Regions from separate parts of the Homo sapiens genome. Here region 2 is linked to region 1. A link is a loop called in an ENCODE intact Hi-C map of the cell type or tissue named here. Cell type or tissue: IMR-90. All regions are shown on one strand. Links, peaks and the distances in the headings refer to the core of each region. The heading gives the core; the rest is flanking DNA. Region 1 overlaps NUB1 (negative regulator of ubiquitin like proteins 1). Region 2 overlaps CRYGN (crystallin gamma N).

Region 1 (14,915 bases), core at 3,488-11,487:
TCTGGTAGGCGCTTTTGTACTTGGTGAACACCAGCTTTAAGGAAGATGGCCCAGACTATACAGAACACCCTGCCATGCCCTTGAGACTGCAGACTTTCATCTACAACAGTGGTTAATGTAAAAGAGTAGTTATGGTGTAAACTGGTGAATTTCTTCTTCCCTTTGTATTTCTAATTGACCTTTCCTCCCTGTAAAGAAAAGAATTTTCAAGCAGGTAGGATATCCTCTCTTCTTCTGTACATGTGCTATGTTGCTAGTCGGAACTTTCCATTATAAAGTTTCCTGTCAGCTTTTCACCTAATGGTTTTGGGGTAGTATTGATGATTATTCCTCAAATCCGTTGTTTAAGAGCTGTATAATGGTGATATTATTCCTTCTGTACTTATTTTTTTTGAGACAGAGTCTCACTCTGTCACCCAGGCTGGAATGCAGTGGCATGATCTCAGCTCACTGCAACTTCCATCTCCTGGGCTCAAGTGATCCTCCCACCTCAGCCTCCTAAGTAGCTGGGATCACAGGTGCACATCACCACAGGTGCACATCACCATGCCCAGATAATTTTTTTGTATTTGTTGTAGAGATGAGGTTTCACTATGTTGCCCATACTAGTCTCAAACTCCTGGGCTCAAGTGATCCACCCACCACAGCCTCTCAAAGTGCTGGTATTACAGGTGTGAGTCGCTGTGTCGGCTTTTTTTTTTTTTTTTTTTTTTTAATTATACAGATGGGGTCTCCCTGTGTTGCTCAGGCTGATCTTGAACTCCTGGACTCATGTGATCCTCCTGCCTTGGCCTCCCAAAGTGCTGGGATTACAGGTGTGAGCCACCGCACCCAGCCTCCCTTCTGCATTTATTGCTGGAATTCTGAAAAATTTGTTTTTGCTCATCAGTTATTTTATATGTGGAGGTACAATTTGTATAGGAAAGTTAGAATAAAATACTTTGTTTCTTTCTCCTTATTTTCTTGTTTTCAGAATAAATGAGTTGCTTCACTATCACCCTCCAAAGGTGACCAAAGAGGTTTCTTTTTCTTTTCATTTTCTTAAGTGTCATTATTAACTCATGGATTTAAAACATTTGATGTGTTTCAAACTTCAGTGCTTAAATTGGTCATGCTGGCTGGCAGGCAGCCCATGTTTTTTTGACCTGACCCTGCTAGTCTTTGCAGTCTCTGATTTCTGGAATCCAAAGATACTCCAGGCTCATCTTGGGCATTTAATGCCCAGACCAGGAATCAGCAATTTCCCAAGGAGTCCTGGTTCCTCTTCATGGGAAACGGTACTAAGAGACTATGATGCAGACATATTCAACATTTGAAAAGTAGACTTGATTTTTTGAAAATGGTCAAAAGTTAACAAATTTAGTGTTAACTTCTTTTCTGTTTTGGTGCATTCCCAAGATAATACTGTATACTCCCAGAAGATGAATGCAAATATTTATAGTTTTCCATTGGTCAGTGCCTTTGGGTTCTAAGTGAACAAGTCCCAACTTTAACGTACACAAAAAAGGAATTGGGAGGGGAGGGGCCGGGCTGGGAATAGTGAGAATGAGGGCTGGTTTGTGCTTCTGGGGTCTCTGTCTCTGCCTCTTTCTGGATGTCAGTTTCATTCTCTTCTGCAAACAGTGTAGGGTAAACAGGCTTTAAATTAGGTCCTAAAAGTTTAGGTAAATTTTTCATTCCCTTCCATAGTTGTTTCTAATTTTTTATTATGGAAAATTTCAAATAGTCATAAAAATAAAAATTAGTATAATGAGCTTCCATATACACTCATAACTAAGCTTCTGCAGTTATAAAGACATGGTTGATCTTCATACATCTGTGTGAGCCTCCCTCAATCTTTTTATCCTGGACAAATCCTTGAAATAATTTTTAGGTCTCAGGGAACCATTGAATACAAATTTGGCTACATCTTCAGTTCATGATACATTAACATGTCCGGTAAGTGGTAGGTATAATAATGAAATAATAATTAACAATGTCTTTCTAAGTAGAGAAAGTTTTTTTTTTCCTGGGCATCTATTTATCCTGGGCATCTATTTATCCTGGCCAACTTGTTAGCATATTTTTGTGTGTGTGTGATTTCTCTCTTTTCATAAAGGAAATCAGCAGTAATGTAAGCCAAATAGAATGCAGATGGAGGAAACTTCAGTTTTTCCATTTCCTTTTCCATTTGACTTTTCCCCCTTACTTCTCCAAGTAAGCTAGAAGTTTTGTCACAACTTCCTACCATATGTCTTGGAGTATGGTATGTAGTATGACCAAGAATAGTTTCTTTCCCCAAATTGTATGAAACAGTGACTTCCTGGCAGTGCAGAACGGTGACCCTGAGGTAGGGAAACATGAGGGGAGCTCAGTGTCTGGAGAAGTTTCAGGTTACGGGGCAGGGAGGGCAAACCCAGGCAGAGCCTTGTGCTCCCTGGAGTTAAAGAGATGGAGCTGGGCTTGCAGGAGGCCAAGGAGGTGAGAGGAGCAAGCTGCCAGAGAGAGGGTGTCAGAGAGCTTCAGAGGAGCCCTTTTGAGTCTTCTGCTCAGTAATGATCAGCACATGTGTGTGAGGAAACCGCCCAGGGCTGGGCAAGGTACCACATGAAAGAAGCAGGGAATAATCCTCCGAGTTCATAGAAGGCCAGGAATAGTTTATGTTCCCACCAGCCAGAGTGGAGGATTTGGTAGTCACAGGGCGTCAAATAGAGTCTTCAGAAGGGTGTTGCCTCAGCACTAGGGCATAATTTGGTTTCACTTAACAAAGCTTAAAAGCTACTCCTGAACAGTACCCTTAACTTACCGTTTTCAAATAAGTGCATCCCTAACAAAACTCAATAATTTAGCAATTCAAAAATATCCAGCATCCACTGAAAAATTAGCAGGCATGCAAAGAAACAAGCAAATGTAACCTATAACAAGCAAAAAAATCAGTCAGTAGCAACAGATCCAGAAGTGACACAGAAGATAGAATTAGTAGACAAGGACATTAAAACAGTGACTGTAATCCATCTGCTGAAGAAGGCAGAGGAACAACTGAACATGTCAGATAAAGACATGGGAGACATTCAAAAGACCCACATTAGAATGTAAGAGATGAAAAGTACAACATCCAAGATGAAAAGTACATTAGGTGGGATGAACTGCAGAATAGACACTATAGAAGAGAAGATTAGTTAAATGTTACATAAGGCAATAGAAACTATCTGAAAAAACAGAGAAAAGGCTAAAAAAAAAAAAAAATGAACAGAGCATCTGCAAGCTGTGGCACAATTTCAGGCGGCCTAAAATGCATGTAATTGGAGTCCCTGGAAAGGCAGACATGTGGGACAGAAACAATACTTGAAGAAAAAAATGGCCATTAATTTTTCCCAGTTTGATGAAAACTATAAACCCCCAGATGCAATGACTTTAATGACCCCAAGTACAAGAAATATCAGAAAAAAACTACACTACAGCACACTATAATCCAATTCCCTAAAACCAGTAATAAAATTGAAAATGACTTTTTAGCTAACCTTTCTTGAAAAAAGTTAGGTAAGTTTGGCTTATTTTTTTATTTTATTTTTTCAGACGGAGTCTCACTCTGTCGCCCAGGCTGTAGTGCAGTGACGCAATCTTAGTTTACTGCAATCTCCGCCCACTGTAACCTCTGCCTCCTGGGTTCAAGCGATTCTCCTGCCTCAGCCTCTCAAGTAGCTGGGATTACAGGTGCCCACTACCACTCCCGACTAGTTTTTGTATTTTTAGTAGAGACGGGGTTTCACTATGTTGGCCAGGATGGTCTTGAACTCCTGACGTCAGGTGATCCGTCCGCCTCAGCCTCCCAAAGTGCTGGGATTACAGGTGTGAGCCACCGCGCCTGGCCTAAAATTTTTATGTTAAATAAATATTAATTTCAAGAAAGGTAAGCCTGGCCGGGCGCGGTGGCTCACGCCTGTAATCCCAACACTATGGGAGGCCGAGGCAGGCAGATCACGAGGTCAGGAGATCAGACCATCCTGGCTAACAGGGCGAAACCCCGTCTCTACTAAAAATACAAAAAATTAGCCGGGCATGGTGGCAGGCGCCTGTAGTCCCAGCTACTTGAGAGGCTGAGGCAGGAGAATGGCAGGAACCCGGGAGGCGAAGCTTGCAGTGAGCCGAGATTGCACCACTGCACTCCAGCCTGGAGGAGAGAGCGAGACTCCGTCTCAAAAACAAAAACAAAAAAAAACAAAAAAAAAAACAAAAAAACTGTAAGACAAACATAATAAATTTCTGTTAAATAACCGACTTAAGCTCAAATGGGATTTAATTTTTGTTGTTGTTGTTTTTGAGACGGAGTCTCGCTCTGTCGCCCACGCTGGAGTGCAATGGCACGATCTCGGCTCACTGCAACCTCCGCCTCCTGGGTTCAAGCAATTCTCCCACCTCAGCCTCCCGAGTAGCTGGGATTACAGGCACCCGCCATCATGCCCCGCTAATTTTTGTAGAAATGGGGTTTCACCATGTTGGCCAGGCTGGTCTTGACCCTCTGACCTCAGGTGATCTGCCCGCCTCGGCCTCCCAAAGTGCTGGGATTACAAGCGTGAGCCACTGTGCCTGGCCAGGATTTAATTTTTTGAAAGCTAGGCTCAGTAGATTTTATTTAAATAAATATTTTACGTTTATTTTAATATCGTCAGCATGAAAATGTAACAGTGTTGAATATTAATGCTACTAAAATTGTAAACCAAAGCAATGTTAATAAAAGTACACTCTAAATGAAATTTTTTATTTTTATAATTTTTTTTTTTTCTTTAGAGACAGAGTCTCTATGTTGTTCAGGCTGGTCTCAAACTCTTGGGTTCAAGTGATTTTCCTGCCTCGGCCTCCCAAAGTGCTGAGATTACAGGTGTGAGCCACCACACCCAGCCTTCTAAATGCAATTTATACCAGGCTTTAAGAAACCACTTTGCCCCAAGCAAATGATCAGGTTTAAATATAGTTTTATATATAATAATAAGTGTTGATTTCTCAAAACTAAAAGGATGACATGTACCCCTCTAATATGAGACCTCTGCTTTGGGTTTTTTGTGTGTTTGTTCATTTTGTTGGTTTTCTTCTCTCTCTTTTTTTTTTTTTTGGCTGCACAAATAAATACTCACTCCTGGGTCAAACTTGAGATAAGTGCATATTGATTTTATTTTTAACTGACATGAGGCCATTTCTGCCCACGCTCTTGATGCTTAGTAAAACATGAACGAGCCTGTTAAAGCAACATGCAGGAGATGGAGAAGTTCGGCCACATGCCCATTGCTTTCCTGCGAGTGGCAGGAGAGTCTTCTGTCACTGGGACCAGAATGTGCCTAGAGGCAGGAAATCTCAACACGACTGTGAGATCAGACCACAATCCACAAAGCGCTGCTGTTTCTCTCAAAGGCAGGTTCTCAGGCTGAGCCGTAGATTTGGAGAAAGCACCCCTCACCCAGCTCCACATCTGTGTGTCTGCGTGCACACGTGTGTAAAACATGGTGTATGTGTTCTCAAACATTCACGAAATTAGAAATGTTGAGAGAGATGAAAATAAATATAAAAATACTGCTGTGATACATTTTTCTTGCCGCACCCACAACTGGACTGTGTACATGGGCCCTCTTTAGGAGACTACTGTTTTAAAGAGTAAATGACAAAATTAAAGTCCTTTTTTTTTTATTCCATGCATATTTTGATAGGCAGGACAGGAAGCTTGAGGCCATGTGGATTTTGTAGTTTTATACAAGAGCATTCTTATTTTTAGTAGAACACCAATGAACATAAAGAGAGAAAACCTTGTTCATATACAATGTGTGGTTCCAAATGTTCTTATTGAAGACTTGAGACCTAGATTGGCATTAGGAATTTTTAATGTAATCATAACTTAAAATTAGTCACCTTGATGGCTGTCTTTGTCAGTGCTCCTCCTGGAGCACACTGACTTCTGTTGCTGTCTTTCTTCCCTTTGCTGCGCCTGGGTTCAGCCTGCTGCCACGAATACGGAGTCAAATTTTGCCTGCACACAGGCCCTCAGAAATCAGCTGGGCCGTTAGAGCCTGGTGCTTTCTGGATTGTTTTTCCCCCAGCTTGAATATGATTGAACATGAATGCCTTGTCAGAGCCGTCATCAGCTGAGGCATTCATAGTACGTAGGGATTTTTTTGGTGTCTTTAAAGAAGTGGTGTTCAGCCCTGGCTGTACACTAGAATCAGCTGGGGAGACTCTGGCAGTATAACCACCAGGCCCAACCCCCAGAAATTTCTGTTATGTTTGGTCTGGGTGGGATCAATGATTCTTAAAGAAAGAAAGAAAGAAAGAAAGAACGTTGCTCTGGCCCAGGTGATGCTGATTTGCAGTCAGGATTGGAAGTCACAGCTTTAAAGCATGGTCTTCCCCGTATTTGCTGAGGGCCTCTGAAACAGTGGCCCTGGGTTCTGCTTCCTATCAAGGGGCTGCATGTGTGTCCTGGGGCAAGTGGTGGTAAGCTTTGATTCCTAAGCCCTGATTTCTGATTTCTCTTTCTTTCCCCCATTAGAAGGATGAGATTATAAACACAGCTCCCTTCCTAAACATTAGGATCTCTCTTTTAGAGCAGTCAGCCTTTGAATATATACCAAGAACGGGGAAAGAATTCCAGTCATTCACAAAAAGGTTTCAAATGCTAAAAATGTTTCAAATGCTGCTTGGCAGTGATGTCACTGTCCTTCTCTTTCCAGTGAGTGTTGCAGAGAGCTGCTGGACACAGTGGATAACTACGCCGTCCTCCAGCTGGATATAGTGTGGTGTTACTTCCGCCTGGAACAGCTGGAATGCCTTGATGATGCAGAAAAAAAATTAAACTTGGCCCAGAAATGCTTTAAAAATTGTTACGGAGAAAATCATCAGAGACTGGTCCACATAAAAGTATGTTCCTGGAATTCATCTTATGTCTCGTTGAGTCCATTTCTAGCATTTGTGTTTATTCCTGTTAAAGTATTTGAACTACTGCCAGAAGGTAATTTCATTTTGATAGTAGTATGCAGTATAGTCTTTTTAAACTATATATTTATAAAGTGTTCAATGTTTTACAAATCTGGCTGTCTCTCTTACTTAGCGTGTGAGCATTTAGCCCAAAGGAACATGGTTTGCTAGTCATAGAACCCCATCAGTGATCACCCTGACCAGGAGAGAGCTGCTGACTTCTTTATATCGGTAGAGTCTAATTTGCAAGATGTAAATGCAGAAAATAGACATTTCAGCAGTAATGGTTTACGTGAATGAGTCACAGCTCAAGAGCTGTGGCTCGAGTAAGGATTTTTCTGATTTCCCCAAGTCATCAAAATCCTGCTGATGCAGACTCTCTGATACCTGGTTTGGATTTCTGCATACTTCTCTGCTGACCAGAAGGGCCACTGTGCTGCATGTCTGGAGGCTGGTGCCCTGACACTGACTCTCCTGTGTGGCATGAGGAATGTTATCATACCACAGGGGATGGGGAAGAGGGGGCTTCACTTTTGCCGTCAGTCATAGTGAAGCCATGGACATTTTAATACCTATCATGTTGCCCCTCTGGAGACCAAGGGAATGACAGAGATGAGTATTATAGACCTGTAATTAGAAATAAGGCAATTTTATCCTTTTTTTCTTCAATAATTTTAGGGAAATTGTGGGAAAGAGAAGGTACTGTTTCTAAGACTCTACTTACTTCAAGGGATCCGAAACTATCACAGTGGAAATGATGTAGAGGCTTATGAGTATCTTAACAAGGTAAGAAAAGTAAAGTTGTAACCAATTTTCACCTCCTTTTAAAAAACATTCCCAGAAGTTAAGGATTTTAACTTAGTAGTTTGTGACTTGTGAGAAACATGCCTGTGCTTTCTCCGTGCACAGGAGATGTTGAACCAGAAACATATTTGTATATGTTAGAGTACAGCCAGATGCTGTAATGAGACTTCAAAAAGACAGTGACTTTAATTGGATAGAAGTTTATGGCTCACTCATCTTGCCGTCTAGAGGTGAGCCAGGCCGGAGCAGTGAGCAGCCCGCCAGCCTCAGCGAGGCGTCCTAGGTTGCTCCTGTCAGTGCCTCTTCCAGCCAGCAGAGGGGGCAAGAGAGAGTCCAGAGCAGGCCACTGGAGAGATGACCCCGCAGCTGCACCCAGCGCTGTGGCTGCATGCCATTGACTTCGACTTCACTACCTGGCTACACCCAGCTGCAAGGGAGGGTGAGAAATGCCACGTGCACAGCTGAAATTCGGGGGCTTTTGTTGCAAAAACAAAGTGGTTACCAGTCACTTCTGCAACACCCAGCCTCTTACCTCGTGTTGTGCTGTGGCTAAGTTATGTGAGTAGAGGTAGTGTTGGTCTGTTTCCATTTGTACTTGTTAATAACAGGCCTAGTTTAGAGATTTTATCCAAAATCTGATGCCTTTTAATTCACATTGGATACAATCTAATTTCTTTTAGGCTTTCACTTTGTATTAAGCTTTAAGTATTGCCGTGGTTACATGATTCTTACATTTCCCTGTCTCTAGGCACGTCAGCTCTTTAAAGAGCTATATATTGATCCATCAAAAGTGGACAATTTGTTGCAGTTGGGGTTTACTGCCCAGGAAGCCCGGCTTGGCCTGAGGGCGTGTGATGGGAACGTGGATCATGCGGCCACTCATATTACCAACCGCAGAGAGGTACCCACTTTCACATGCCCTAGCTCTCTTGGGTATGAAAGAACAAAAAAAGATAATCCCACAGGAGTGTTAATAACCAGGAACTCTTTATTACTCCAGATTGGGAAGGAAGGAGAAACTTGTCCTTTTTTTTTTCTTGAGACAGAGTCTCACTTTGTCATCCAGGCTGGAGTGCAGTGGCACGATCTTGGCTCACTGCAAGCTCCGCCTCCCGGGTTCAAGCAATTCTCGTGCCTCAGCCTCCTGAGTAGCTGGGATTACAGGTGTGTGCCACCACACCTGGCTAATTTTTGTATTTTTAGTAAAGATGGGGTTTCACCATGTTGGCCAGGCTGTTCTCAAACTCCTGACCTCAAGTGATGCGCCCACCTCAGTTTCCCAAAGTCCTGGGATTACAGGTGTGAGCCACCGCGCCTGGCCGAAACTTGTCTTTTTCAATTGGATCATTTTTCACATGCTGCAGTCTCCTTAGTTTTGTTTCCTGCTGTGGTGGCAAACGGTCCCCTCTCTCTCTTTCTTTAACACCATAGTGTATTTCTGGAAGTCATTTTAAAAACAAAATTGTTTTTTCATGAGGTCATTATTAAAGTTGGGGATTGCATCCTTGCCTAGAAACATAAGTCAAATCATAGAAACAAGTTGTATTATATTATGAAAGCACAGGTTAAAAAACTATAATCATTTGAAACAATTAAGTACATTAAAGAAAACCTTAGAATTTTGGAGTTGGAAGCATCCTTATTCTATCCAATATGTTCTGCAGTGAAAGAACTGAGGTCTAGAGGGCGGTCATGGTGGAATATTAGCAGGAGAGCCATTTTTCTTCTTGCCAAAACAAGAAGTTGGTACTAGATTATCTCACAGGTCCTTTCTAGCTGTAAACTCCAGCCATAGAAGTCTCTAGAATCTTCACATGTATGTTACCTCGTTTCCCTTTTTGCTAAACACTAGGATAATCCTGAAGGAAAAAAGCAGCCTCAGGGGTATTTGGATGGGAGCAGGAAAGCCCCGTGGTTGTTTGCCTACCTGATGCCAGAGAGGGAGTGGATTCGTGGGTTCATTCCGTGGTGAGCAGTCACAGGGTTTCTCCTTTTACAACACCAGCTGTGGTCATTACCTTTCTCTCTTGCCTAGTCCAATCGTGGTCCTTTGGGTCTTGCTATAGAAGTCAATGAGTAGGTAAAGGCAGAGACTTTGAAAAGCTGAGTTCTTTTTTTTTTTTTTATTCCAGAGTCTCACTCTGTCACCCAGGCTGGAGTGCAGTGGCGTGATCACTGCAACCTCTGCCTCCCAGGTTCAAGTGATTCTTCTGCCTTAGCCTTCTAAGTAGCTGGAATTACAGGTGCCCACCACCACGCCCAGCTTTACTTTTTGTATTTTTAGTAGAGATGGGGTTTTACCAATTTGGCCAGGCTGGTCTCGAACTCCTGACCTCAAGTGATCCTCCCGCCTTGGCCTCCCAAAGTGCTGGGATCACAGGTGTGAGCCACTGCGACCAGCTGAAAAGTTGAGTTCTGTGTGTTTGAGTTTTACATGGTCTAATTCAGTACTAACAGAAAAATGAACATTGCTGATACTGATTTATTGCTTTACTATTACTCCACTACCAGTAAGAATTTATTATTTTTATTTTTATTTATTTTTTCCTTTAATTTTATTTTATTATTATTATACTTTTAAGTTTTAGGGTACATGTGCACAATGTGCAGGTTAGTTACATATGTATACATGTGCCATGCTGGTGCGCTGCACCCATTAACTCGTCATTTAGCATTAGGTATATCTCCTAAAGCTATCCCTCCCCCCTCCCCCCACCCCACAACAGTCCCCAGAGTGTGATGTCCCCCTTCCTGTGTCCACGTGTTCTCATTGTTCAATTCCCACCTGTGAGTGAGAATATGCGGTGTTTGGTTTTTTGTTCTTGCGATAGTTTACTGAGAATGAAGTAAGATTTTATTAGCATCTGGAAAGCTAGTGTTTTAAAATGAGATCATTTGGAAAACAGTTCTCATCACTGTATAAGACTATAGTTCATAAAACATTGTCACACTCATGTCATTCACTTCTGCCTGTGACCAGCCGAGAGGCCACAGGACAGGTACTTCTCATCTTACACATGGGAAGAGCTGTTGCTCAGAGGTGGTCTTTTAAAGTATAGTGGAGTCATATCACTTGTACATTTCTGAAGTTAAAAGCCCTTGGAGAAAATGCAAATAAAAAAACCAGTGTATATAGTGCAGTTGATCCTTCTCCCTCTTCCACCCAACAGATGTTGTTAGTTACGATGCCTTTGGCTGAAAGCAACAACAACAACAAAAAACCCAAAATGGCCTAAACATCAAAACAAGGGATGTGGTGGGATTTATTGGCCGTTTACTTGTAAAAAGTCCAGAAGTAGGATAGGTCTCAGGGTTAGGTGATTCATTCAGTGGCTTACTGATGTCACTGAGGACCTGAGGTCTGTCTTTTACCCCCACCCCCCACCCCATGTCATCAGTGTCATCCAGTCACAACAAGGGCCATAATCTGTGTCCCAGAATCCTCAGGGAAAATCCTGAGCTTCTTGTGATTGGGCAGCCTTGAACCTGTCACTGAGGCTGGAGGAACGCCAAGACTGGCTCAGGCCTGTGGCAAGAGATAGAGGGTTGCCACCTTAGCCCATTCAGGGGCCACCTGGGGAGCTGGAGCAGCCTCCCACACCTCAGGGAGGGGTAGAATGGGTGCTGGAAAGACAAAAACAATGTCCCACAGAAAGTGAGCTCCTATCGGAGCTTTAGATGAGCAAGAGAAATCTGCTGCCCTCGGAGTTCCAACGTTCTAGGTATGAGCATCTGACTGAGCTGAATGTAAAACAATTCGTTCATGTTTTTGTTTGAGACAGAGCCTTGCTCTCTTGTCCAGGCTGGAGGGCAGTGGCGTGATTATGGCTCACTGCAACCTTGATCTCCCGGGCTCCAATGATCCTCCTGCCAAGAGCTCTCGGCTGATTTTTATTTTTTTGTAGAAATGGGGTCTCACCATGTTGCCCAGGCCAGTCTCAAAACTCCTGGGTTCAAGCAGTCCTCCCACCTTGGCCTCCCAAGGTGCTGGGATTACAGGTGTGAGCCACTGCACCCAGCCTTTAATACATAATTATTAAAAGTTTATATTTTTTGTGCAATATGGCCCTGAGTACAGACCAGTTTCTCATCTGAGAAAAGCAACAGCTGTAGAAACGGAGCTCACAGATCATGCTTCGGCATGGCCAGGCCGTGAGACGTAGCCTTCCTAAGAGGCCATCCCAGCTTGTTGTGACCATACAGTGCCTCTCTCTTGAGATCTGATTCTACTTAACTGTAGCCACTTCAGTGCAGTACTCACTGTCATTGATTTGATCTACTTTATCTTTCTAACTCATCTTAGTATAAAGAGAAATTTCAGAAAATAATGTTCTCACATGTGTTTACATGATTAAAAGGAAACAGACTAAGACATTTGTAATGAAAGGAAGTATTCTTCGAAGCTCCCAGTTGGTGTGAGGTCTGTGTTAGGTAATGCCCAGGTCCGCTGGCTGGCAGCGTCCTTCTCTGTGCTTGGATGTTAGGTGCGCTTCTTAGCCTTTTGGAATATAAATGGAAGAAACTGTATTGAAAGCAGAGGATGGGGCCAGTAAAGGCATTTTACATGGAGTATGTGTAAATAAAAGTGCAAATGTGAGTGGTATGAAAGACTCCTGCTGGCATGTGTGGTTGGGGTGGTGTGGCAGGATAAGGTCAGTTTCGAAGCATTGTTGGGGCCAGGGAGTGGGGGCCCTGAGTAGCAGAATAAGGAGCTGGTGCCTCAGTGTGGGGAGGTGGTCAGGAGCTGCTGCGGGCTTTCAGGTAGGTGACTGGAATGACGGAGCCTGCTGCCCTGTGCAGCGGGGCTGGAGCTGGGGGAGACTGGCCACTGAGAGGTAGAGCACGTAATGGGGGCATGAGACAGGCCTGGTGCAGCTGAAGGGGAAGCAAAGGGAGCTGGCGCTGTGGGCACTCCAGGGCCACACCAGGAGGTTCTCCTGTGATAGAGACAGGCCATGAGTCTACAGATGTCTTCATCCCTGGAGATGTTTCCAGCAGCCACTCTGTTCTGCCTGCTCCTACTGTGGGGCCTGTGGAGTCTGGTTCCACAATGATGATGCTTTTGTTTTCCTAAGAGATGAGGCCGCTTTCCTGCTGTGGGGAAAATGCAGGGAGGCGCCTGTTGCCTGGGCTGGGCAGGAGGCAGGATCAGGTCTCTGGAAGGAAGGAGTCTGTTTTCTCCCCCGTCCTCGCTGCTGCTGATGGTGGGGCTGGTCTCCCTGGGAGAATGTAGCAAGTCACTTAACTTTGTTGAAAGCTTTCTGTCTCCTTGTTGGGAAAATAATGAGGTTGGATTAAATTCCTGGTTTTCAAACTTGCTTTGTTGTTGTTGTTTTTAAGCAGCAAAATCCCCTTTTTAAATGACATTTTTATGGGGATACTAGTTTACAAAATAAATTGGGAACTCTCCTGATTGGCCCTGGGTGGGAGAGGTGAAGAGACTAGAACCCTCTGCAGCCGTCCTGCGCTCCTGCAGCAATAGCAGGCAACTCTGAGAAACAGGGTTGAGAACCAAGAGGTTAGATGACCTTTGTCTCTGGGCACTCTGTGGGTTCCGAATGGAATGACAGGCCTCAGAAGGCCCTGGAGTCCTTGCTCCCCAGGCTGTGGGGGGCGGGTCACCAGCTTTGGCATTGCCCAGGAGCCCCTGATTCCACATCACATTTTAACTTGAATCCCTGGGCGATTCATCGAAGGCTGGAAGGCCTTCCCACCGCGTGCAGAAGCTCTCCTACCCGGTTCCTACCTGGTTCCTAGAAGAGAATCCATGCACCTCACACCCGCGACCTCTGCAGTGGGAGTGCTGGGTTGGCGAGCAGCCCATCCTGATGCCGGATGGTGGATGGCGGGGCTGGCGAGGCACCTCCTTCCTGCCCCACGGGCATCTCACTTCCACTGCCTGCCTCAGAAGCAGCACTTCCACCACCCCTCTGCCTCTGTGGCACCTCTGCCATTTGGCTGGGTGAGGAGAGGTAGAAAGAGGGCCCCCTGTGCTTTGCTTTGGTTTTTTGGCTTTGCCTGGAAATGCGGAGAATCCTGCAGAGCGCAGACTGAGAGGCTGTGAAATCTCAGTCCCTAACTTGGGATGGGACTTTGCTGTTTTCCTAAAGGAACTGGCCCAAATAAGGAAGGAGGAAAAAGAGAAGAAAAGACGCCGCCTCGAGAACATCAGGTTTCTGAAAGGGATGGGCTACTCCACGCACGCGGCCCAGCAGGTACTCCACGCAGCCAGCGGGAACTTGGATGAGGCCCTGAAGGTAGCAGCTCCCTCGGGGCCTCTGGCCTTGTCCCTGAGCAGTGGGTCCTGCCCAGAGCTCCCTCCATGGCTCTCCAGCATCCTCCCGGGCTCACTCCTATGGGCTGCCCCGTCATCCGGATCTGAAGGGCAGGTTTCTCCTGGGCTCCAGCCCAGACACAGGCTGCGTGAGGCCACGTGAGGCCCCATGCTCAGTGCTTGGCCCAGGCCTGGCTCCAAAACGTGGTGCCTGTCCACACCAGCACAGTCCACAGGCCAGGACTTTGTGTAGGGTTTCTGTGTGCAGCAGAGTTTAGTGAAACAGGCAGTTTCCACGGCAGAAAAAAGAGAATGGGAATTCAACTTGTAGTATAATTGTTTGGCATTAAAATTTTAAATGTAAGTATCTAGTTTTATTTATTTAGTCCATCGTACATGTTGGCAAAGGGAGAGCTTTTCAAAGAACCCCTCAGGAGTGACAGCAGGTTGGGATCCAGACAGCAGTGACTTTACCTGGGCCACTTCCTTCCCTGTGTTGGAGAAGCATATCGAATCCTCAGTAGGGCAGGTGCTGCGCTGCGTCTCAGCAGCTTGGCATGGAACCACCCTCTGCCCTCTCGGCCCCGCAGGTCAGTGAGAGACAAACTCAGAGCACACGTGGTGAGGGGTCCCGAGGGGGTGCACAGGAGGCAGGGGGCTGGCTGTGTGGAGGCAGCAGTCCAGACAGATGCTGGGGCAGCGCGGCGGGCAGGAAGCAGAGTGGTAGGAGCTGGCTTAGGTTGTGCACGTGCTGGGGGCGGGGCTGGGGGGACAGAGATGGGGTTGGAGGGGGTGGGGTGCAGGGCAGGTGTCCTCGTTTGCCCTGCTGAGGCGGGTGTGGGTGCAGCAGGCACGGGGAGTCCACCCTGCCTTTGCCTCTTATCCCTGCCCTGTTCCC
Region 2 (14,915 bases), core at 2,915-10,914, 60 kb after region 1:
GGGCTGGTGGGGCCATCCACTCCACACCCGCCTTTATGTTGCTGGGAGCAGAAAAAGGGAGAAAGTGGGAACCATCCAGATTCTCTGGTTGCGGTGAAATAAATGAGTTTAGTGAGTTTAAGCAAGAAAAATGGATTTATTGAAAAGAGAGCAAGAGAAGATAGAGATAAATATCCAGATTTGAAGGATAAGCACTAGGGAGATGCCAGGGAGCTCGGCAGCTGGGCCTTGTGGAATCATCTCCACGATGTTGCTGCAAGTGGACTTGGCTCCAGCCTGCTTTTTCCCAGTGTGCTTTTGCACCAAGTTTAATTCCAAGGAGAGAAGGCTTAAATACCTTACCTTTTCTTTTTTAAGAGATGGAGTCTCACTCTTTCACCCTGGTTGGAGTGCACTGGTATGATCATAGCTCATTGCAGCCTCGGACTCTTGGGCTCAACCAGTCCTCCCACCACAGCTTCTCGAGTAGCTGGGACTATAGACATGAGCACCCACCTGGCTCAAAGGTCAGAGTTTTTAAAGTTAAGTCACAGAAAGGCTGGGCATGGTGGCCCACGCCTGTAATCCCAGCATTTGGGAGGCTGAGGCAGGTAGATCACAGGAGGTCAGAAGTTCAAGACCAGCCTGGCCAACATGGTGAAACCCCATCTCTACTAAAAATTCAAAAATTAGCCAGCACAGTGGCATGTACCTGTAATCCCAGCTACTCAGGAGGCTGAGGCAGGAGAATCGCTTGAACCCAAGAGGCAGAGGTTGCAGTGAGCCAAGATTGCACCACTGCATTCCAACCTGGGCAACAGAGTGAGACTCTGTCCCCCCCCAAAAAAAAAAAGTCAGAATACACATGTGATATTATAGCAGCTGCCCTCTTCAAGGATGCCTGGCCTTCACATTCAAAGGGTGCCAGGTCTGTGGGCTGACCCGGGTCTGGGAATTTCATAACAGGCCATGGTTCTCTAGCATGCTGGTTCTACTTGGGCCTCTTGCAACCTTCCTGAGTCTACAAAAAAAGGGGGACATGAGTGGATTGATTACCGACTTAATTTGGGGGATACCTGTCAATCATCCATGACCTGAGATTTTGGAAGGTGAGACGACTCCCTGAGATCCAGGCTCCACTTAGCCCTACCCAGTGCACTTCCGGAGTGAAGACCTCCAGCTCCCAGTGCTCCTCTCACCCCTCAGAGATTGGGGATCCCCCTTCTATCACTGTCCCTCCCATTAACAATCCATGGCAGTTTACTCTTTGTGGCAAGGCTGAGGGTGGAGGAGTCGCCTGATTCCATCCTGAGGTCCATCCCAAGGGGTGGGTGGGGTGGAAACACACAAAAGGATCTATTTCAGCATCTTGTCTCCCACAGCTCAGAACCAGTCCCTCTCTTATGCCAAGGGTTCCTAGCCTTTCTGCGCCACTTCAACACCATCAACTTTGCATCAGCAGGTTGTTAGGACATGGACAGCACCCCCTAAGCCAGTACACAGAATGCAGAATTGTCTTATCAATACCCTTGGTGCAAGCCAGAATCCAGTTCTTCCCTCTTTGGCCAAGAACCCTCAAAAATCCATTCCCACAAACATTCTCCAGACTTCTGGCAATGTGGATGAGTGACCTCCGGCAGTTTCTCTAGGTCTCTCTGTACTTCTCCCTCTAGTCTAAGCCACACACGCTGAACTCCTGTTATGGGGCAAGCAACGCTACATAGTGGGCTGTGAAGGGAACTCTTAATTCTCTCCTTCAAAAGAGGAGCATCTTTCTCAGGTAAGAGGAACATAGTGGGGGGTGTTTTAAAGGACTTGGGGGATCTGGAGGTTCTAGTTTTCCAAATACTCCCAAATATCCCCGTTCCAATGGTTGGTGTCTCATTCTTTTTGTGTTAGTGCTTTAAATTTCACATCAAATCTCTGGGAAGTTCATGCAGACAACTAACGTTTTCATTTAGCAACCTACAGGATTCGTCTCCAAACTCTGTCCCTAATGAGATTTTAGACTGGTCACAGGAAGGCCTTGAGTTCTGCTCTCCACCTTGAGAGGAGCTTTGTCGGATTTAATCTTGATGTGCATCCAAATATCCAGTGCTGTCAGAGGCAACTACATGTCAGCTGCGTTCTGCATTCTTTTAAAATTATGTTGCAACAGCAACTGTACGACCCTCAAAACCCTGCCTCAGTGTGTTGTACCTGAGCGAGTTAGAGAAAATGCCACACTTTGAGATGAATTAAGAGTCCGTTTATTTAGCCGGTGGTCAAGAGACAGCTAATGCTCAAAGTTCTCTTGGCCCTGAAGAAGGGACTAGATTTTCTTTTATGCTTTGGTTTAGAAAGGGGAGGGGGTCTAATTAAAACAATTTTACAGAAATAAAGTAGGCAAAAAACTTAAAAGGATAAATGGTTACAGGAAAGTAAACAGTTCCAGGTGTAGAGGCTTTAAGACTATTATAAGGTGTTAGAAGCGGGGCTTTTTGGGCGTTATCAATCAGACGAATTCCTGGGAACTGCGGATATAGCTTGCCACAGTATCTTATCAGTTAATTGCATTCTTGGATGTGCTGGGAGTCAGCTTGCACGAGTTAAGTCCTTGAGGAAGGGGCTGCCAGTGAAAGAGCCAAGATGGAGTCTGTCTGGCTCTCTTAGCTAAGGGAGAGTCAATTCAGGTGGAACCAAGGCTAGGTGATTAAAGGGAAGAGGGAGAGTCTAAAAACAGGGTTAGTAAAAACAAGGTTGGGCATTACAAGTGCACACCTGGTTCCAGCTGGCCACGGAGGGTGGCCTGACTAGGCATGTGGCCCGTCTGTACCACAGGCAGCTCTCCCCTTTCATTTCTGTCATAACAAAGTACCACAAATTGAATGGCTCAAACAACAGAAATGTGCTGTCTTACAGTTCTGGATGCTGGACGTCGGAAATAAATGAAGGTGTCAGTAGGGTTGGGTCCCTCCGAGGCTTCAAGGAATCTGTTCCAGGCCTCCCTCCCAGCTTCTGGCGGTTTGCTGGCCGTCTTTGGGGTTCCTTGGCTCACAGAAGCATCACCTGGGTCTCTGCCTTTATCTTCACATGGTGGTCTCCCTGTGTGTGTGTCTGTCTCTAAATCCCGCCCCCCCTTTTTTTTTTTGAGACAGAGTCTTGCTCTGTTGTCGGTGCAATGGTGATCTTGGCTCACTACAACCTCCGCTTCCTGGGTTCAAGCAATTCTGCTGCCTCAGCCTCCCGAGTAGCTGGGATTACAGGTGCCTCCCACCACGCCCATCTAATTAAATTTCCCCTTTTTATGAGGACACCAGTCATGATGGATCAGGGGCCCACCCTACTCTAGTAGGATCTTGATGTGGACTGAACTGTGCACCCCCAAAATTGATGTATCCGAGCTCAAACTCCAATGTGACTGTATTTGAACATAGGGCTTTATCAGCTAATTAAACTTAAATGAGATCATAAGGGTGGAGACCTAATCTCATAAGAAGAAGAGAGAGATCTTGTGCTCCTTCTGCCGTGTGAGGACACAGCGAAAAAGTAGCCAACTGCAAGTTAGGAAGGGGGCCCGTCACCAGGAACCAAGTTGGCCAGCACCCTGAGCTTGGAATTCCCAATTTTCAGAGCTATGAGGAAATACATTTCTGTGTTTAAGCCATCCAGTCTCTGGTATTTTGTTACGATAGTTTGAAAGACTAAGACACACCTCATCCTAACTTAACTAAGTGCATTGCAAGACAGTCCCATTCTGAGGTGCTGGGGGTTAGGAGTTCAATGTATAAGTTATGGTGTCAACCCATAATGCCATCCACACCAGAATGTAAATGGGAGTTTAACTACTCTCTACTCATCTAGATCCCAATAACTAATTCCAAATATCCTACATTTTTCTGCTGGCCTGTGGCCTTCAACCTTCTGTCTAGTAGAAATTTCTGTCAGTTAGGGTTTTTGGTGTGCAGGTAACAGAAACGGACTCGGCTCAAGCCTCTATCCACCTTGGGTTCCTCTGTGTCTCTGTGTAAGATTCAAATTCCCAGGAGTGCATCTGACTGGCCCAGCCCACATGTGGCAGGGCATTGAGGGTGAGGCACACACACCAGAACCAAGGCAGGGCCAGGGGAAGGGTCATTCCCTAAAGGCAGGAATTCTGGGTAGCAAGGCCAGCATGAGTTCTGGGAAGAGGTCTGGACTGCTCCATGGAGACCTACGATGTAAACACAGGCAAACCCCTCTACCTCTCAGGGTCTCGATTCCTTTTTCATTAACCAGGAACAACAAGACTTATTCTGCTCACCTGACAGGTAACCATCAAACATAAATGAAGATAGGGATGCACTTGGAAATTAACATAGAGACTTGTTACAGCAGCCAGACACCCGGCCCCTTCTCTCTCTAATCTAAACAACCACAGCCCTGCAGTTTCCAACGTGAATCATGTTGCCTTCTCTTCTGGAAACCTTTCACATGTTTCTTCATAAAGGCCCCACACCGAATGTGGCATTCCCATGCAATTGTTTTCCATTTCCACATCCCACAAAACTCTCTTCCAAAGAATCTGGGTTTGCTCCATGACAGAAACAAATAGGCCAGGCGTGGTGGCTCACACCTGTAATCCCAGCACTTTGGGAAGCGGAGGCAGGCAGATCACTTGAGGTCAGGAGTTCGAGATCAGCCTGGCCAACATGGTGAAACCCCATCTCTACTAAAAATACAAAAATTAGCCACGGTCAGGATACCGTGGCCATTGAATATATGCCACAGGGCAGGCAGTGCCTCTAATTGGGAAAAAACGAACTACGACCTTAAATAGATGAACTATTTAATAGGTTGGTTTTTTAAAATCTATTTTAGTATTTCCAAGTGCAAGTGTCTTTATTGCTCACCAGACAATGAAGCACAGGGTTTAACACAGGAGGACCTACCTGTTTGAGGTTTGGGGGTTTTTGGTTATTATGTTATTAGTTAGGAATGTTTTCAGCTGCAAATAATAGAAAACCTACGTGTGGTGAAACAAATAGGGGTTCACTTCTCTTACATAACAAGAAGGGTGGCTGCTGATGCTGATTTAGCAGCTCTGTGAGCTTGGTGCCAGCCTTTCCCTGGTTCTCTTGGCTTTTATCTCATGATTACAAGAAGGCTGCCTGAGTTCCTGGCGTCACATCTTTATTCAAGGCAGGAAGCCAGGGGAAAGGGGCTTTTTATCCAGAAAGCCAAAGCTTTTTCTGAAGTCCTTCTGTCAGCTTTCATCTCAGTGACCAGAGCTATGTCCCATGGCCTGGGAGGCAGAGAAAAGAGCATTTGGCTTTTCTGGATGCTTTAGTGAAGGCAGGCAAGGGAGGGAGGAGGGCACTGGGATTGGAAGAGCTAATCCACAGCGTAGGCTGTGGCTCCTTAAATCTTCGTTTGTTTACACTATGAGGCAGTGGTGTAGTGTTTTTCAAACTGGAGAATTGTGACCTACTAGGAGGTTGCGAAATCAACTTAGTGGGTCTCTGACCAGCATTCTTTTAAAGTAAAATAAAATAGAAAATATTGATGCTCAACTAAATAGTGAGGATCGGGACTATTTGTGACACAGCTGTGTTAGTTTTATATCTAATGACCTACATGTGAGTCTCAGTCAAAAAGATTGGGAAGCCGTTGCCACAGGGGATGATGTGTAGAGGGGGTTAGGTGTGGGCTGGGGTCAGACGGCCAGGGGCACTTGGCCTTTTTGGCCATTTATGGCACACATTTGGGCAAGTTACAATCATCCTTTTAGGTCTATTTCTTCCATTGTAAAAGAGAGAAAATAATATACCCACCTTGTTATATGTAAAAAATGGGTTAGCACACAGTTTGTGTCATAGTAATTACCCAAGAAAATGCTGTTGGTATTGGTATCTACTGATAACCAGTCATTGCCAGGTCCCGCTTTCATGACCCAATTAGGTTCACTTAAAAGTAGCAATATACTCATACGTAAACCAGAAATGTTAAAATCTCCTCCCCCACAAAAAGTTGACTTTGGCACAGTGCCGTCCACCGAATCCTGTGGGATGCTATTACAGAAAATCCTAGGAAACCTGTTAATTTCCCCGCAGGAGGGCTAACGTTGAGGGTGCAGCTTGTGAGTCATCGGCATGGGGCCAGCGGACCCGTGGAAGAAACTTCTCTCTGGCCTCGGTCCCAGGAATTGCTGGGCTTCTTCCGGAAAACTAGCTTCCTTTCATCTTTGGGACTGAGCGAATGATGGAGCTGATCCTGTTTCCCTGCTTGCTTTGGCCCAATTAGCAGTTCCTCTCTAGCAGACAGCACAGGACTTGTGGCGGGGAGAATATTATGGATGCCTCGCTTTTTTCTACAACATTTTTCTAAGTCCCCTCTGCCGCAAAGATTTCTTCCCCTACTTTTTGTATCTGCGTTTTTATCACAATGGGCTCCTCCCCTGGCCTTGGGCCCAGTGCCTCCAAGGATAAAGCAACACTTGAGCGTCCCCTCTGTGTGTAGAGGTGACACCACCTCGGCCATCACCAGCCCCATGAAGGGACTTCTACCCAGCAGCCCCACTGGGTGGGAGCGCCCATTTCTACTGCCCGCATGTCTGTCTGTGCAGTTTAGGAATGCCAGGGCTGGTGCTTAGGCTGGGCACACTGTGCGGGGGACATGCCGCCCTGCTCCCTGTGCCTGGCACCTAGAAATGAACACTTTACGGGAATGGAACCCAGGGCACGACCATCTCAGCCCGCGGAACGATCCAGCCCAACTGGTGAGAACTCCCGCTCTTGGTGTTGGGGGCCAGGCAGGGTTCGTGGAGAGGGTCCTTATAACCTGCTCAGCCCCCTAGCCAGAGCAATCCTACACATCGCTGAGCCCTCTTCGGGATGAGAATGCGCACCCTCAGCCCAGCCGTATCCTCTGCCCCTGCCCCTGCCCCTACCCAGGGAGGGCAGTCCTGGGGGTCCCAGGGCAGGCATGGACCAGGACTAGCGTTACCAGCACTGACCTGCCCAGTCCATCCCCCAGCCCCAGCAAGGCTGGGTCCAGGGCTTCCACCCCTCCATGCACAGCCCACGCCAGCTGGGTTCCACAGGATCCTTTTAAATCACAATTCCAAAGCGGGCTGTCCACAGGCAAGGAAGCCAGGAGCCTGTTCACACAAATGCTCGCTGTTCAGGGCAGGCTGCCCAAGTCACCCCTTCCTGGTGTCCCCAGACCTGGGCTACTAAGTCCTGGGGGTCCGGAAGGCAGGGTTAGTCCCAGGTAACCACAGGGACGCTCCAGGGATCCCTGCTGAAGGACAAGGACCTTCTCCTCCTCCTCCTCTTCCTCCTCCTGCATCTCAGCCTCCCCAGCAGCCACAGCCAAGAGCCCTGCCAAGCCGATGGGACCCACGCAATCAATAAGCAGGTGATAGCTTCTTCAGGTAGGGAATGTGGGGCATGGTCGCACAGGAGACCCACAGGGTTCCCTGGGATCCAGCGAGGGCCTTCATTCCCACATTGCCCCCAACAGTCCTGAGCACCTCAGCAACAAGGAGTTAATTTTTTTTGATTATGGCAAAATACACATACAATTTATCATCCTAACCATTTGAAGTGTGTGGTTGAGTGGCATTAAGTACACACACATAGTCGTGCGGCCGTCAGCACCATCTGTCTGTCTCCAGAAGTCTGTCATCTTCACAAACTGAAACTCTGGAGCTAAACCTTTAAAACTGTCTCATTTGACAAGTTTTTTGTTAGTTTGTCTTTTTCTTTCTTCTTTTTTTTTTTTTTTTTTTGACGTCCCTGGGCTCAAACTCATCCAACAGGCTTTGATTGAAGATCTGTTGTGGCTTCCTGGGGGGAACACAGGCAGGACAGCCCTGCTCTTAAGGCACCCAGTGGGGTGAAGAGGTGAGCCAAGAAGCCTCCAGCCAAGAAGGCGGTAGCCTGCCAGGCGCAGGCCACCTCGGGGCATGGGAGGGAGGCCCAGGAAGGGGAAGGGGCCAACAGAGACTTCTTGGACCAGCCCTTGGCTGGTGAGAGGAACTTCTTGGTGCGGGGGATGGGGTGGCTGGGGGGATTCAAAGGGAATGTTTTTCCTGTGGTCAGACTGGGCCTGATAAACAGTGCACGGGGGGCCAGCAGGGCAGGGGGACCTAGGGCTGAGGACATGAGGGGATGGCTCTGTGAAAGTCCCAGCTTTCCAAACCACAGAGGGAGGTAGAAATATGTGAAGCATGTGTGGCTCTTGAGGGCCTCTCACCCTCGGTCCATCGACCCCTGGACGGACTTCAGATAAATTACAAGCTGCCCACAAGCACTTTGGTGGGAATCTTGTTTTTCCTCTTTCAGACAAAAAGCAGATTTGCTGACAGATTAGGGAGCAGGGGGCTGGGGTGAGGGGGAGGTCACCCAGGAGCACAAAGCCCATTCGAGAAGCATTAAATCACCAGTTAATGAGATGCTGCTAAGCCTTGGTGCTGGGGAGGAGAGGAAGAGTTCAGGGGAAGCCTCTGGAACTCATGGGAAGGGCTGCTAGGCCTGGTTTTTCCCGTGACTCCCAAGGACCTGGACTGAACCGGTGGGGCCTGCAGTTCTCATTTCATTCCCCAGGCATTAATTGCCTATGAGGGGGCGGAATGATTACCACTGCTGTACGTCTGAAGACACTGAGACACACAGCAGTGGCTTCTCCAATGTCACATCCTAGTGAGGGATGGAGTGGGAATCAGGTTGGAGTTTGGAGCCAAGTTACCTTCTCTCCTGTGATGCCACTCCCCTGCCTGCTTCCCCACCCCGTCACCTACTGGGTCACCTACTACTAACCAGCCCTCATATGGCACCCGCTCATGGGTCACGCCTTTGGCTTTTACAAGGGTATACAGTTGGTACAGCAGACATGATTGCACTCATTTCACAGAACAGGGTCTGAGGCCTGGAGAGGCTTTGGGTTTGCGCCAAATTCATGACAAAAATATATCTAAATATGCAAATGTGTGGTGCTCTATAGAGGAGTGGTTAGGAACGAAAAGGATCAATCAGCCAGCCAGACCTGGGTTTTAGTCCTGACTGCTGTGTGACCCTGGGCAAGTTGCTTAACCTGTCTGTGGCTGGCTCTCCTCAACTGTACAGTGGTGATAAGCATATCATCTTGGCATTATTGTATATGATAAGTAAAATTACACAGATTCCAGCTACTACAGAGCCTGGCATTAAGTCAGTGCTCCATAAATATTCATCAACATCATCACCATCATCAGCTGTGGGCTGAGGTGCGAGATTGTGGAGGCCTGAGGCCAGCAGGGTGCCAAGGCCCAAGGAGGCTGTGGGGTGGAGGGTTGGACGGCTGTTTCAGAAGAGACAGGGCCCTTGCCATGGGTGGGGAGGGCCTCCCGCTGGCAGATATGACACACAGAAGGCTCCACCTCCCTAACAAACTGGCAGAGAAATGAAAACTGAGGGCATGATTTTAAGTAAACACTCTCCCGGCTCAGAAACGGTGCAGGTGCATTTACATGTCAATCGGTTCCAGGCTCAGAGGTTTGCAGTCAGGAAAGGTGGCTGGGTTGTTGCTGGTTTTGTGGTGGCCTCTTCCGGTCCTTGATCTGATTGAAGAGAGCTGCTCAGCTGGAAGTCCTCAGCTCCGAAGCTTCTAGGGCTCCATGCTCTGTGGTTTGCAGGTGAAAGGAGGTGGGGCCAGGGCATTAGGGGTACAGAGCAGGCCTTTTGGGGACCCATCTACCACATGGCAGCAGGGAGCCCCTTCCCCTTTCCTGGGCGGAGTGGACGGTTGCCTAGTGGTTTCATGTCTTCATTTGGCCTCGGCTGTCATGGGACAGCCTACGGGGGTCCCACAGCAGTCATGGGGCCCCTCCGTCTTTGCCACCCAGCTCTTGGTGGGGAATTGTCTTGGGTGAATTGGGTGACCCATCGTGACTCTTTTTCCATTGCTCTCTCAGTGAGGGATGGGGAGAGGTTGGAGGACACCCAGGAACGGGACAGCCATCCCCTGGCCCACCACACTCAGGCCACCACACTGTGCGACAGAATCAGCCCCTGAGATTTTGTTTTTCTCTCGGGAACCCTGTGTTCCCTCGCTGAGCTCCCTGCCGTACTCCATCACCCCCTAGGCCTGTCGGGGTGTCTCAGTTCAACTCAGATAGTAACCCAGGGCTCATGGGCTTTCCCTCGGAGTCCTGAGCTGGGCGACCAGCCTAGAGGGGCTGATCCCCAGTCCAAACCCCTCCATCTACTCAGAAAACTGGAGTAAGATGTATGGTGAGGAGGACCCGGGAACTGAGAGGCCAGTCGGGAGCCAGTTGGTTGGGGGGACTCTGGGATCGCAGTCGGGGATTAGAGGCTGGACCAGGAGTCAGATCCACAGCCAGAACTCTGTGGGCACACGGGTGATCCAACCCATGCACCTGGCCCCCCACTGATCCCTCATCCAGCCAGGCCTTGGTCCAGGCACAGGCCATGTGGACATCTTTGGGGTCTCCATGTCCAGGAGCCCCCATGCTCAGGAATCTCGGGTCCAGGGCCCCTGTGTTCTCCTCAGAAGCCCAGAGCACTCCATCTGTTGCCTCCTTCTGGGGTGGGCTATGGTTTCCTCACAGGCAGGCTCCATTCAGGACTCTGCTGGAGGGCTGCCGGCAGCAGGGAGTTACCTGGGCCACCCCCAGGGACCAGAGTTCCCCTCGTGGGACCTTTCCTCTCTCCCCAGTGAGTTGGAAGCATAGGCGTGGGTGGGGAGGGAGTGGGGGGATGCTTTTGGGGACGTGGACCTCTTATGCCCAGGAATCCCACTGCCTGGGCCGAGTATCTCCTTCCAGGACAGACTTCTCCCTCCCCTCTGCCCCTCAAGGGTGGGGTGTCCCCTCTAGATTCAAGCCCACCCCAACAGGAGGACCCAGTGTCCTGGAGAGGGCCCAGGAATGGAGGAATTCTACAGGCGAGCGCTTGGTGCTGCACCAGCTGAAGACGCGAGCCGCCGGTTCTGGGTCTGCCAGCCCTACTGCTCCAGGGGCTATGGCTGCAGCAGACACGCCCCATGCCCCTTTCTCCCCGAAAGCCCCTCCATTCCCACAGAGCCCACCTGTTCAAGCTAAGCCCCCACCCTGACACTCACCACCACTAACTGTTTTCTCTCTCGCAGGAGAGGGGTCTGCCCTGGGTCGAAACCATCCTTCCAGAGGGGTCTCCCTTAGAAACTCCGAGGCCAAGATTAGCCATGAGGATAAAACCCAGAGATCAGACACAGAGACCCTGGGTCAGGCCTTTGGCCACATGGCCTGGCAGCCTCACCTTGCCGAGTCACAGAGAGGCAGAGCCCCAAGCGAGCCTGGGGAGTCCTGAACCGGCCTGGGTTCCGGCCCTGCCCCATCCCCATTGCTTCTCACCACCTCTCCCCACCACTCTCCCCTCCCTGGCCCAGGGGGTCCCTGGGAGTCCGGGAAAGCGCCCTGGATCATCCAGCTCCTCCCAGGGCTGGGATGCCCACTGCCGAGAGAGCACTCAGAAGCCGCCCGTTGGCTTTGAGGACTTTTATCGCCCAAGGTCCCGAGGTCTGGGTGGGACCGCAAGGGGTTGCCCCTGTCCCCAGAGCTGCGCCCGGCCATCCCGGTGGGAGGGCTCGGCTGGAAGAAGTTGACCACCTTGTGGAGCGACTGCACTCGTGCGCTGTGGGCCTCCCAGTCCGAGAAGCTGCGGAAGTCGCCACTCTCCACCACGTACATGCGGCCGTGGTAGTTGGGCTCCTCATACAGGACCCACCTGGAGGCCAGGGGAGTGGGGATCAGGGGCTGCCAGGAAGTCCCCCGGGACTCCGGAGAGAAAAGCCTGCACAGCCTGGCCACCCAGCAACCCCTCCCGGTCGAGCGGCCCCTTCACTCTGGGCTACACGAAGGCACCCACGGTGCCTTCCCCAGTGCCCTGTGGGGTCCATGCTGGGGTGTGACATGTGTGGGGACAGGCCCAGTAATGTCCACATTTTAAAACTGACCAGTCCTGGCCGGGCATGGGGGCTCACGCCTGTAATCTCAGAATTTTGGGAGGCCGAGGCAGGCAGATCTCTTGTAGTCAGGAGTTTGAGAGCAGCCCGGCCAACGTGGTGAAACCCCGTCTCTACTAAAAATACAAAAATTAGCTGGGTGTGGTGGTGGGCACCTGTAATCCCAGCTACTTGGGAGACTGAGGCAAGATAATTGCTTGAACCAGGGAGGCGGAGGTTGCAGTGAGCCGAGATTGCGCCACTGCATTTCAGCCATCCTTGGCAAGGATGCACTCCCGCCATCACTGCACGCCCCACACACTCCTGTTCCCTGATAAGGACCACCTTGCACAGACAGTACCCCCAGCACCTGGTGGGGGGCCTGGCACAGAGGGCACCGTTCATTCAGTGAATGCCAGCAGGTTCCCACATGTGTGCCCAACACTGTGTCAGGTACCAGAGGTGCCATGGTCACACAACACGGTTCCTGCCCCCTCCTGCCCTCACGGGGCCTCCCCTGCAGAGGAAATGGGCTGTGGGGGTGCAGTTGCATGGAGGAGCCTGCAGGGCACAGAGGAGGGTTGGGGAGTCCCAAGCAGGGCCCCTTCCTGTCCTCCTCCCCTTCTGCACACCACTGGGGCAGCCACCAACAACCCAGAGAGCAGAAACAGTCAGGACAAGTCTTTACAGAGCCTGGAGGACCTCGGGCTGGTGGGGGCAGGAGAGAACACAGCTCTTCATCACCCAGGAAGCTGTGGGCCCGGCCCAGAAAAGCAGGAAGGTGCGGTGGGGAGGGAACGGGGGACCAGGAGGAAGGGACTGGAGGTCCAGGATAGTGGCCTTTGCCTGGAAAGGGGCATGTGGTCCAAGGAAGACACCTCAGGACAGCTCGGAGCAGGGGCTGGCCCAACCCTGTCCTTCCCTCACCATCTCTGAGACGAGTGAGGCTTGTCATGCCTGGTGCCTGGCACAGTCTGCTGCCTCAAGGGTTGGGGCCAGGAAGGAAGAGAGAGAGGCAGAGGGTGTGAGCCAGCCTGGAGCACCTGCTGGGGGACTCAGGGCAGGCCTGGTCCAGCCTGGACCCCACCCTCATGGCCCCCGTATCCATGCCCCTCCACACCTACAGCTTTCCAACCCCACACCTGTGCCACAGCTGGGGCCTCAGAGGCACCTCAGAGAGTCAGCTGGTCCTTTCCTACCCTGTGGTGGGCAAGAAATGCCCCAAGCCATGTCCTGGGCCACATGAGGGTTCTCACATGGACACCCCCAAAAGGAGGGGGCGGGGAACCACCCATCCTGCTGTCCCCTGTCCTGGCTGTGGCTACTGGGAGGAGGCAGACAGAGGAAAGGGCAGGGGCCTGTCCTGCCCACATCAGCACCGTGCCCTTCCCCAGGTGAGGGTAGGTGGAGGCAGAACGCCAGTGCATTTCCCTCCGAGAGCCCACCAGGACACGGGTCTGAGGGGATGGGTCATGCCTGGGCTGATGTGGGACCCAGAGGGAAGGAGTCTTGGCAGTGGGAGGTGGTGGAGGGACCCTGCCTTGCCCACTCCCCCGACCCCAGGAAAGGCCTCCTAGCAGTGTCCCCTCCGGATCGAGGGGACCTGGGGGCGTTACCTCCTTGACAAGGGCTTACATTTGTGTAAGAGTAAGAGTCTTAGGCGGCAAAGGCTGAGCTCCTGGGTCCCCCACCTGGGGTCCCGATGGCTGGCTCCTCTCAGGGACAGTGGGGATTGTGTGCCCCTCAGTCAGAGAAATGTTAGCCTCCACCTTCCCCACCTTCGTTCTCAACAAGCCCCTGAGCGTTGGGGGTGGGCCGGGGGGATTGTGTCTAGGGCCTCAGGACATCCTCCACGCAAAGGCATGACTTGGGCCTTACAAGACACAATTTAGCCAGCAAGTTTTCCAGGGCAAATTCTTGTTTTGGAATGCCACCCCTGGGCTCCAGGTGCCACCAATTTAGGGCAAAATGCAATTTCGTAAAACGGAATCCTGGAGCCAGCTAGAGTGACAGAAACAGCAGGAAGGGGGCCAACATCAGGCCACCGGGGAAAGGTGGGATGTACACAGTCCCTCCCTATCCCTGGGAACTGGTTCCAGGACCTCCCTTGGATATCAAAATCCGAGGATGCTCAAGTTCCTGATATAAAATGGCACTGTATTTGCATATAACCCATGTGTATCCTCCCATATATAGTAAGTCCTCACTTAACACCGTCAGTAAGTTCTTGGGAACCGTGGCTTTAAGCACATGATATATAACAAAGCCATTTCTCCCCTCATCAATTTTATAATGAATCCACATTGAACAAGATGACATATTTGAGGACCTGCCATACATTGTTTCACTTAAAGTCACAGTTTCCAAGAACCTATCCACAATGTTAAGTGAGGACTTACTGGACTCGAAATCATCTCCAGATTACTTATGATACCTAATCCAACATAAACGCTATGTAAATAGTTGTACAGTATCTTTCAGGGAATAATGTACATATTCAGCATAGACACAATTGTGGGGGGATATTTTCGCTGTGCGGTTGGAGCCCATGGACATGGGGTACCACCTGTGCCCAGCTCTGCCTCGGCCCAGTCTCTGTCTCCCTGCAGTCCCTCTGCCCCCTGCATCCCCTCCGAAGCTCCCTGGCCTTGAACCTCTGTAGTATAGACGGCAAATTGTTCCTCAATTGCTTCGATAGGCGCCAGAACCATGCACAGCCAGCTGGAACCTGTGTGAGGGGCTCTTGGCCTGAGGGGAGGGGACTGAGGCCTGGGAAAGCGGCTAGCTCTGGAACAGGGACAGACACAGGCTTGGCTGCAGTCTCAGCTGTGCCACTCCCACGGGGCGGCCGGGCAGTCAGCCTTCTGAGTCTCAGCTTGCCCTTTGTAGAACGGGGGCGATAATATCTACCTGACCTAGAGGTGTGGGCTGGACAATGAAAATACATGGCCAACTTGAAGGTGCTCAGAGGATAGTTGCAAAAGGGGAGTGTG

What was found. Peaks named below come from ENCODE experiments on the same cell type or tissue, not always from the same donor. Only the 100,000 strongest peaks of a DNase experiment are listed, where the experiment ranks them.
Region 2: a loop joins it to region 1, with 2.6 times the contacts of the local background. A loop is called at or near these places in 13 of 110 quality-filtered maps.

The regions. Positions count from the first base shown.
Region 1 is chr7:151,360,244-151,375,158 of GRCh38, forward strand. It overlaps NUB1 (negative regulator of ubiquitin like proteins 1), which reads left to right. Exons shown (of 15, transcript NM_001243351.2): 8 at 1-4; 9 at 6,696-6,882; 10 at 7,618-7,725; 11 at 8,492-8,644; 12 at 13,854-14,000. It also overlaps a transcript of WDR86 not described here. Among named protein-coding and RNA genes, the nearest start is that of NUB1, 26 kb to the left of the region's middle. In IMR-90, for the core only: a CTCF peak has its summit at 8,053 (motif pointing right); DNase peaks (open chromatin) are centred at 6,108, 6,798, 7,218 and 8,078; H3K27ac peaks cover 2,003 bases.
Region 2 is chr7:151,420,581-151,435,495 of GRCh38, forward strand. It overlaps CRYGN (crystallin gamma N), which reads right to left. Exons shown (of 4, transcript NM_144727.3): 4 at 8,252-9,600. The coding sequence ends at 9,468. LOC124901780 reads right to left here. Exons shown (of 1, transcript XM_047421163.1): 1 at 11,712-14,915. The coding sequence starts at 12,877. The coding sequence ends at 11,972. It overlaps MIR3907 (microRNA 3907), which reads right to left and starts at 13,059; the gene lies at 12,909-13,059. RefSeq lists enhancers at 7,931-8,450, 9,228-9,297, 9,618-9,817, 12,239-12,338, 12,609-12,698. In IMR-90, for the core only: no CTCF peak of the experiment used is centred there; DNase peaks (open chromatin) are centred at 5,381, 6,101 and 8,541; H3K27ac peaks cover 3,773 bases.